Regions from separate parts of the Homo sapiens genome. Here region 2 is linked to region 1. Evidence: chromatin contacts called from ENCODE Hi-C or POLR2A ChIA-PET data. All regions are on one chromosome and are shown on one strand. The core of a region is the stretch at or near the end of the contact, and the rest is flanking DNA. Distances in the headings are between cores, read along the strand shown. Region 1 holds the start of GLS2 (glutaminase 2). Region 2 holds the start of NACA (nascent polypeptide associated complex subunit alpha).

Evidence for each region. A loop is a pair of places that touch in the nucleus more often than their neighbours do. ChIA-PET counts read pairs that join two places held with the same protein, here RNA polymerase II (POLR2A). Pooled maps may share reads with other maps.
Region 2: a loop to region 1 is called in a pooled map, with 4 times the contacts of the local background. The contact joins the promoter of NACA here to the promoter of GLS2 in region 1. A Hi-C loop is called at or near these places in 5 of 50 pooled maps. POLR2A ChIA-PET finds 5 or more read pairs at or near these places in 6 of 52 experiments (AG04450, CD4-positive, alpha-beta T cell, OCI-LY7 and 3 more).

The regions. Positions count from the first base shown.
Region 1 is chr12:56,486,911-56,491,661 of GRCh38, forward strand. It overlaps GLS2 (glutaminase 2), which reads right to left and starts at 1,251. Exons shown (of 18, transcript NM_013267.4): 1 at 1,027-1,251. The coding sequence starts at 1,208. It overlaps LOC124902944 (a long non-coding RNA gene), which reads left to right. Exons shown (of 2, transcript XR_007063331.1): 1 at 1-42; 2 at 77-422. RefSeq lists an enhancer at 788-1,007 and a silencer at 1,168-1,597.
Region 2 is chr12:56,722,470-56,727,220 of GRCh38, forward strand. NACA (nascent polypeptide associated complex subunit alpha) reads right to left here and starts at 2,830. Exons shown (of 9, transcript NM_001365896.1): 1 at 2,794-2,830; 2 at 1,983-2,054. The coding sequence starts at 2,052. RefSeq lists enhancers at 1,457-1,576, 2,636-2,685, 2,776-2,905.

The sequences.
Region 1 (4,751 bases), core at 1-2,500:
CCTATTGGTGTCCCTTACGACAGAGACTCGAGTAGTGGTGAGGTAGTGTTGTGTCAGAGACTCGAGTAGTGGTGAGGTAGTGTTGTGTCAGTCTGGCTACTTTACTGATGGTGTCCATGTTTCTGAGTGTCATCAGGGAGATGGCAGCGACGAGGGAGATGGCCCATTTCCTGTTCCTGCTACAGTAGAGCAGGGGCTCTTTGGACAGTGTCTATGCTGGCCCTCTGGGGAGGACAAGATTTCCTGCTCAGCACCGTCTGGGTCTCAGAGAAAAAGGCTCAGCCACCAAGTGTGTCCTAGGCGGTGGGGAAGATAAAGGTTTGGCATCCTGGGTGGAAGAAACACCCAAAGGAAGAGAACGTTTTAGATTCTGGAGCCTGGGCAGCACAAATAAAGGCTCTGACTGGCTCTGGTTTGGGAAATCTGCGTCTTAAAGACCTTTCCTCCATTACAAATATTCTCCCCATTCAACAACCAGTTTGGAAATTCCCCCCCATTCTGCTGTTCAGGGAGCACTGCTACGCACACACCCAACACTTATGGACGTACCTGCGCACCAATAATACACGCGCATCACACATTACCTGCCGAGAACACGCAGAAACACAACACACAGACCCCAGTACACCTGGACCGGAGGCAGGAGGCTGTTCCACATCCACGCATCTCCTAAAATACACACGAGGACTAGGGAAGGTGAGGACTGGCGGCGTGAGCCCGGCCCTGCACTCAGACACGTGAGCCAAGCAACACTCGGCGCGCATCTGTGATCCGGGTTAAGTGCGCACCTTGGACAGGCGCCATCCCCAGGACCCGCTTGCCCGAACGCACTCCTAGGCAGACGGCAGATTACCGCCCGAGCGCGGCGCACCCAAAGCCCCACATCCAAAGGAAAAGGCACCGAGGGCTAGTGAGCGAGGAGAGGGGAGATGAGCGGCGCTGCCTTGGAAGGGCACTCGGGAACTAGCGAGAACCACAGTGGGAGTGGGGGCAAGCCCGTCCCCTGCCCTGTCCCAGGAGCCTTACTGATCCTGGTGCTGCGGCTGGTGGCTGTGTGGCGTCTCTCTGCCCTGCGCCGCGGCCTCACTGAGGTGGTGCCGGACGCCCCCGCCAAGGAGGGGGCTCCGGCTCGGGTGACCCCAGCCTCCTCGCCCGCAGTGACTGCCAGCCCGGCTCAGGGCCTTCTGCAGAGCCTTCATGGAGCGCATGCCCCAGCAAGCCTCCGGCTCTGCAGGTGCGCCCGGGACCTCTAGCTGTGGCTGGGAAGGAGGGGCGGAGCGAGCGAGACAAGGTGCGGGGGAGTTCTGTGAGGGAGCGCTGGACCTGGAAGACGGAGAATGTGGGCCCGGTGGGTGGGGCTGGGGCTGGGGCAGGAGAAGGGGCCTGCCCCTTTAAAGCTGGCTCCAGGGTTAGGGGCACCCTCAGGACAGGGGCTAGGTGAGGAGCGTTGGGGATGAAGGAGAACCCGGGTGGCTTTCTAGTGGGTGGAGAGAGGGCGGTGCCTGGGAGCTGGAATGGACAATGCCCAGGTCCAATCACTGAGGAAGCAAAAACATTGAGGCGGGGAAAGGGTAAGGTTGCCCAATGAGAGCAAGACGGTGGGACCTTGCGACAGTCTGCGGATGCTTCCGCGTGGGCCCGGCGAGCGCGGGTATCCGCGGATGCTGAGGGCGGGAAAGGCGAGGACAAGCTGAGGCGAAGCCGGTGGGGGCGGGAGGCGCTCCCCGGGAACACCGTGGGGCTGCGAATGATGGAGTTGTCGTGTAGAGAGGAGGGTGCTGCCTCGAGAGAGGAGGCTAAGTAAGAGTGAGCCCAGTTCAGGAGGTCACTCAGAGAGCCTCGACCTCCGAAGGCCAAACCAGCGCCCAGTAACCCGGCGGGTAGCGTGGCGCGCGGCCGACGTGCGGTGGTGCTGAGTGGAGAGTAGGATGACTGCTGGGTACCCCGGGCAGAAGCAGCCGACCAGCACCTCAGGGAGGCATTGGGCGGCGGGAAGGTCGCTCTGGCGGTTAGGAAGCCTGGGTTCCAGTTTGTGTCCCTCTACCATTTATTTGGTGTAGGACTTGTTTTCAAATCTGGAAAGTTAAGACATTAAAATAAGTTGGCACGCAGAAAAACGTTTTATAAACCATGAAGTGCTCCCCACATTTTTCCTATTTTAATTGTTTGCCCTTGTCCTCCTCACGGGCAGAAAAGAGGCGATATACAAAAAGCATTTTGAAATCCAAGAACATTCAGGACTTTTGCCATTTGCAGCTAGAACTTTCACCTTGTATCTCGGCAGCGCCTAACCCAGCATCCATATTTAGTAGGGACTCATTATGTAAATGATAGCTATTATTGAGTGCCCATGGTGTTCCAACCGCTTAGTTTCTCTCTCCCTCTTACCAGAGACCTACAAAGTAGTTATTAGTCTCAATTTGAAGGTGAGGAAACTAAGACTAGGAAATTAAGAATTCTCGCATAAGGTAACCCAGCTAGTAAGTACCAGAACCAGAAATTAGACCCGTTTTTTTTTTTTAACTACAAGTCTCTCCTTCATGCAGCCCTTCTCAAAAATTAAGCATTGAATTGAATTATCCCGGGAGAAATGACCCCATCCCTAAAGGAGGTATTTTATGTGGAAGTATTATGATACAGTACTGGGAGTCTTTTCCTTGTGATAGTTCTGGCTGTATCACAAAATACTAGTTTTTGTTTGTTTGTTTTTGAGACGAAGTTTTGCTCTTGTTGCCCTAGCTGGAGTGCAATGGCGCAATCTCGACTCACTGCAACCTCCGCCTCCTGGGTTCATGCGATTCTCCTGCCTCAGCCTCCCTAGTAGCTGGGATTACAGGCGCCTGCTACCTCGCCCAGCTAATTTTTTGTATTTAGTAAAGATGTGGTTTCGCCATATCGGTCAGGCTGGTCTCAAACTCCTGACCTCAGATGATCCGCCCGCCTCAGCCTCCCACAAGTGCTGGGATTACAGGCATGAGCCACCGTGCTTGTCCCATAGTTTTCATTTTTGGATTAAAATGAGTTTCAAGGGTACTCGTGGGAAAACAAGTACTGAAACCAGTCAGGTGTGTTCTGTGGAAAGGCAGTTCTCCTTTGCCTTGGTTAGGGTTGGAGGGCTTATTTGGCTTAAAACCAGATGGAGTGACATTTGTTTTTGCTTGTTTTCGCCTTCTGTAGTCATTCTGTGTCTGCTGTATCTGTTCTCCTGTCCGTGGAAAGCCGTCTAATTCTGGGAGGGCTTGCTGCTTTATGCTTGGCTTTGCCCAAGAGGCAGAGTTCTGGGTCTCAATACTTAACGTAAACTCAATCCTGCATTAGTTTTTTTCATACGTAACAGACGAATCTTATCCTTGTTTCATAGAAATATGATTTATCTGAAACGTTTTGATCTATTCAAGAGAAAAATACCATCTGTTAGGGAATTTCTAAACATTACCCAGAAGTAATTTGCTTCCTTTTTTTCCTATTTCTGCCTCTTTGAATTAGCTTTATACTCTAATGAGTTCCTTACTCTCTTTCTCCCAGCACTCTTCCACTAATAGGAACTGGTTGGGTAGTGAAGAAGATCTATGCATGGAAGCAGAGGTTCTTTGCTTAGAGAACTAGCTCCAGCTGCACTTGGACCTTTGGACTAACTGTCTCCAATACAATATTGCTGTCTTTGCATGAGGATGGAGCATGAACTGGTGACTTGGGAGGCCAATGGTACTGTGTAAAGTATAAGATGCTGGAGAAGAACAAGTTTGTTGTCCCAGGTGGTTAAAGCTTGGCAGGGTCAGGTCCTCTTTTTGTTTCTAATTTGAAAAATACTCATCATCTAGTTTAATTTGTGCAAAACTATTAGCCAACTATGACAAGGGCAGCTAGAAATGAAGATTTTCATAACTGAAAGAAAGTTCTTTGTGTCTCTAACAGTGGGCTTTTAGGTTAGTCCATGGCTGTGCCAGAGTTTTGTGGTATGTGAGAGAGGATTAGACTTAATGATTTTGAATCCTTAATAAAAGCTAAATCCGGGCCGGGCGCGGTGGCTCATGCCTGTAATCCCAGCTGCTCAGGAGGCTGAGGCAGGAGAATTGCTTGAATCTGGGAGGCGGAGGTTGCGGTGAGCTGAGATCACGCCATTGCACTCCAGCCCGGGCAACAAGAGCAAAACTCCGTCTCAAACAAAAAAAAAAAAAGAAAAGAAAGAAAGAAGGAAAAGCTAATCCTCTGTGATAGGAAATTGATGTTTGGAGTTTGTTTATTTCTTATGATTTAGAGACTCATTTGTTCTACTCTATTTTGTGTGTGTGTGTGTGTGTGTGTGTGTGTGTGTGTGTGATGGAGTCTCGCTCTGTCGTCCATGCTGGAGTGCAATGGTGTGATCTTGGCTCACTGCAACATCCGCCTCCCGGGTTCAAGCAATTCTCCTGCCTCAGCCTTCCGAATAGCTGGGATTACAGGCACCCGCCAATATGCTCGGCTAATTTTCGTATTTTTAGTAGTGACGGAGTTTCACTATGTTGGCCAGGCTGGTCTCGAACTCCTGACCCCTTGATTTGCCCGCCTCAGCCTCTCAAAGTGCTAGGATTGCAGGTGTGAGCCACCGCACCTGGCCTGTTCTACTCTTTAGACTGTAGCTAGGATGTTAATTGGTCCAAGTAAAAGATTAGTTCATTTTTTTATTAATCTTTGTTAATGATACTATTGTTACAAACTCCTTTCTGCCTTAGTTTCTCCATTTGTAAAAGATAAACTTGTATTTTACTGGG
Region 2 (4,751 bases), core at 1,580-4,079, 240 kb after region 1:
ACGAGGTCAGGAGTTCCAGACCGACCTGACCAACATGGTGAAACCCCGTCTCTACTAAAAATACAAAAATTAGCTGGGCGTGGTGGTGTACACCTGTAATACCAGCTACTCAGGAGGCAGAGGCAGGAGAATGGCTTGAACCCAGGAGGTGGAGGTTGCAGTGAGCCAAGATCGCGCTACTGCATGCACTCCAGCCTGGGTGACAGGGTGAGACTCCGTCTCAAAACAAAACAAACCAAAGAAGACAATTGGAGTGGCGAGAATACACTGGATCCCCACTCCTTAACTTGGAATTTAAGTGTTTCATTATGTCAAAATACACCAATGTTTGGCATGACAGTAAGACAGTATCTCTGGCATTCAGGAGGTAACACAGAATTGGATCAACAAATGCTCAATGCTTAGAAGGGAATGTTAAGGGGGGCGGGGGGGAAGCCCGTGGTACCAAAATTCAAATTCAAAATTCACTCAACCAGTAATTCTGAAGTTCTTATGGCATCCTACCATGGAAAAGACAAGGTGGCTCAACTAGTTTTTCCTGGAGAGTGGGTAGGCCAAAGTCTAACGATTACAGGAAAACGCTACCAAACATAATGAATCAGAATTAAAAACATGGAATATGTTTTCTTCTGACTGGACCTCAAATGGAATAAGCACTCAAATACTTGCTTTGACACCATCAACAATTCCTTGAGCTTCCTTCTTCATTCTAATAGACTATCATTACAGATAAAACCTTGTGTATTTATCATTGGTACTTCCTTAATATAAGCCTACTATGCAACTCAGACTATTCAGGAATACGTTTAATAGCATTAAGGACTGTTTCAGAAGTAAATGCATTAGTTTTGAAGCTTGAATCAGATTATTCTAAATTCATCTGAATTTCAAATCTTCGTATTTGTAAAATTAAGTTGTTCAATGACACAATCTCTAAAATCTCGTTTTGTACTGAAATTACAGAATCTTTAGAGAACAGTACTTTATTTTTTCCCTTCCTTAAGCCCCTTGTACTTCAAGAATTTCATATTGTTTATACTCCAGCTTAGAGCCCCCTATTGTCCTTCCTAGCAGCTGTATTAATCCCTTCAGCTGTTAAAATCAAACAGGTGGGAAGAAACTTTATGCTTTCAACTATAAGCAACTCTACTGTAACTCCAAAAAGGGACAGGAATTGCCCTTAAATAACAAATGAAATTTAAAAAAAACCAAAAAGGTGAGAATGAAAATTACAGCCTGAAGATTTCCTTCATTTAACGCTGCACAACTGACTCAGAAAGGCTATCATTTTAAGAACTTTTCATTACCTCCTCCTAAGTTTTCTACAGAGATATGTTTTAACCAGAATTTAAAATTAGCCTTCACAGTCGTTAATTTCGACGCTGAGGATAAAAGGATTTATTTCAATCCTGGGTTTCACACAATGATGCAGGAACTATTCCAGCACACTAGAAGTATCTCAGCACCACCAACCCATAAACAAGTTATCCGACCTAGGACGACTCTGGGGCCCAGTAGGACACATTTACCACCAGCACACATCTCATCCAGACATGTGATAAAGGCACAATGCCAAGCTCTGCTAACTAAAACCTTGATGCAACTTGCTGGCTGGAGTTTCACAAATGCTCCGGGCTCCTTGGCCTGTGTCATCTAGTTCCAATAGGTAAGAATCACTGAGCCCATTCCCTGCTGAGTTTTCCTATGTGAGGTGGGGGTTCCACAGGAGAGCTTCTTTTGAGGCGACAGGCATAACATAGAAAGCAAGCTAGGGTACTTTTAACGTCCACGAATCTTAAAAATATTATTTTTACTCCAAATCCCTAAAGAAGTATCTCCAGGATAGTAATTTTACGGTCTATCCTCCTTGGTAAAGCTGCAACCCCATCCTCCTAAAAAGTGTATTTCCCCTTGGTCATTTTGCCCACCAAATGGCTTTAGGGTTAATTTTAATTAATGGCAAGGAGGGTAGGGAAACCTACCTGTCTCAGCCTGGGGCTGCGGCAACTCCTGCTCTGTAGCAGGGACGGTTTCTGTGGCTTCGCCGGGCATTTCTGAAGGAAGGGAATAAAAAGGAGGCCTAAATTGATTGGGATACATTCACTTGCCCAACCCGGAGATAAGTATTCTTAAAAACTCCGAGGAGGGCTGTTAGAAAAAAATCGTGAGGGTGTTTGGTGACAACCTTCCCCAAAGCACCTGGGAATAAGAGGTAAATATGATGTGACCCTCACGCCTCTATCAAGGCCAGCAATTCCCACTGCATTCTCAACCCGAGGGAGAGGATCCCGGGCTGGCTCTCGATCATGGGAGACTTCAGACGCTACTGTGAACCCCCTCCACTCCTAATACTCACACTGGCTGGGCTGGGGCCTCCTGGACTACGTTTGCCGACTTTGGGGTACCAGGAGGGGAAAGACGGTGTTTTAAGTCCAACACTTGCTTGTCACAGGGAGAACGGTGTTACAGGTTCTAAGGCTGTGACCCCTTACCCTTTTCTGGATCCTGTGAAGCAGTTCCCAAAACAAGACGCACTCCTCTTCCGCCCTCAACACTGCAACTGCTCCCATCTCTGCAGGCTCGGATTCTGGGCCCGCCCCGCAGCCCTTCTACCCTGCTTTTGCCAGGACACCAACCGCAGACCCCATTTTGTCCGGAGGCCCAGGGGCGAGTAGGAACCCTGTGGCCCAGTAAAGCCTCCAACTCTCCTTAACTCTCAGTCCCCGGGGCGGCTTAGCCCGAAAGAAAGGCGGATGGCTGCGGATAGACAGTAGCGGCACAGAAAGTACTTACTGTGCAGGGAACGCGGAACCAAGATGGCGGCAGAAAGACCGAGCGAGAGCGTGACCCACGCCTGTTGCAGAAGGAAGCCTGGAGCGGAGGGGGTGGGACTAGGATCCGATTCCGGGTCAAGAGCTGCCGGCAGCCACTTCCTTTGACGAGTGACTGTCAGGCCGTTCCCACGGCGGGGGTGGTGACAAGGACTAAAGGGTAAGAATTTAGAACGGGACGCGCAGGCCTAGCAGGAGCTCTCTGCGCGGACCCACGCAGTCCTCAGAACTAAGCAGACTCCGCCCTCCGGTCCGCGAAGTGGCGACTGCGGTATTAAGTCGACCTCGCGATTTCTCAAATAGTGCAGGAAGAAGACATTAAATAGCGAATGCTAGAGACTGCATTCACAACATTGGAGGGTGGAAGTGACTTAGGCTAACCAGTTATTTTTGGAACACACGATGTGAAAACATTTAAAAGCTGCTGGACCCTCTCCCCCCCCATCAACAACAACAAAAAAACCCATTTTAAAACTTGAGAGATGTGATGGGTCACATATAACTTCAGTTCAGATTATAAATTTAATTCGATTTTTCTTGTTCTGTTCAATGACTAGAGAGACTCAAACGATGTCACCAGATGACAGCAACTCATGCGTGTTAAACTCTTCGTAAAACAATGTTAGCTGTACCCCCGCCCCCCCCCCAAAAAAAACACTTCTTGTAACCAAATTCTGTAATTATGTTCCAACCTTGTATGGATAACGTAATCCAGCTAAAAACTCCTCTGTCTCCCTAAATAAATGAAATCGTAACTTCTCTACTTCTGAAGGCTGACTCCATTCTTTGGAGGTTTTCTGGTTGGTCCATCCTCACACTGCCCTTGAATAAACTCTTTAAATAGATTCCGGCCCTTTTGATTGTTTTAGGTTCACGACAATTTAGCCGATGTTGAAATTATAAAGCTGCAGATTCTCCTTCCCAGAAAAAAAGAACATAGGCACATATACAATTCCTTTGCTTGCTATTTTGGGCACTTCTTGGATTTTTTTTTTTTTTTTTTTGAGTCGCTCTGTCGGCCAGGCTAGAGTGCAGTGGCACGATCTCGGCTCACTGCAATCTCCGCCTCCAGGGCTCAAGCAGTTGTCCCGCCTCAGCCTCCCGAGTAGCTGGGATTACAGGTGTGTGCCACCACCCCCGGCTAATTTTTTATTTTTAGTAGAGACGGGTTTCACCATGTTGGCCAGGCTGGTCTTGAACTCCTGACCTCAGGTAATCCGCCTGCCTCGGCCTCCCAAACTACTGGGATTACAGGCGTGAGCCACCATGCCCAGCCTGTTTGTTTTGTTTTTGGGACAGTCTCACTTTTATTGCCCAGGCTGGGGTGCAAAGGCACGATCTCGGCTCACTGCAACCTCCCCTTCCCGGGTCAAGCGATTCTCCTGCCTCAGCCTCCCGGGTAGCTGGGATTACAGGCATGCGCCACCACGCCAGTCTATTTTTTGTATTTTTAGTAGAGACGGGCTTTCTCCATGTTGGCCAGGCTGGTCTCCTCCTGACTTCAGGTGATCCGCCTGCCTCGGCCTCCCAAAGTGCTGGGATTACAGGCGTGAACTACCGCCCCTGGCACTTCTTGGATATTCTAAGCTTATTTATTCTAGGTGTCTGGGACCCCACCTTAAACCATGCTTTGTACAACTGTATTTTTGAAAAGTAGAATGTAAAATCAGTGTTGTGTTAATGAAAAGCCTCCCATATCTTCCCACAGCCCTACAAAAGAACTCAACAAATATTTGCTGTACCTGAATTAGCTAAACCAGTCAACATTTATTTATTTTTTGAGGCGGAGTCTCGCTCTGTCGCCCAGGCTGGAGTGCAGTGGCGCGATCTCGGCTTACTGCAACCTCGGCCTCCCGGGTTCAAGCGATTCTCGTCTCAGCCTCCAGAGTAGCTGGGATTATAGGTACCCGCCTCCCCGCC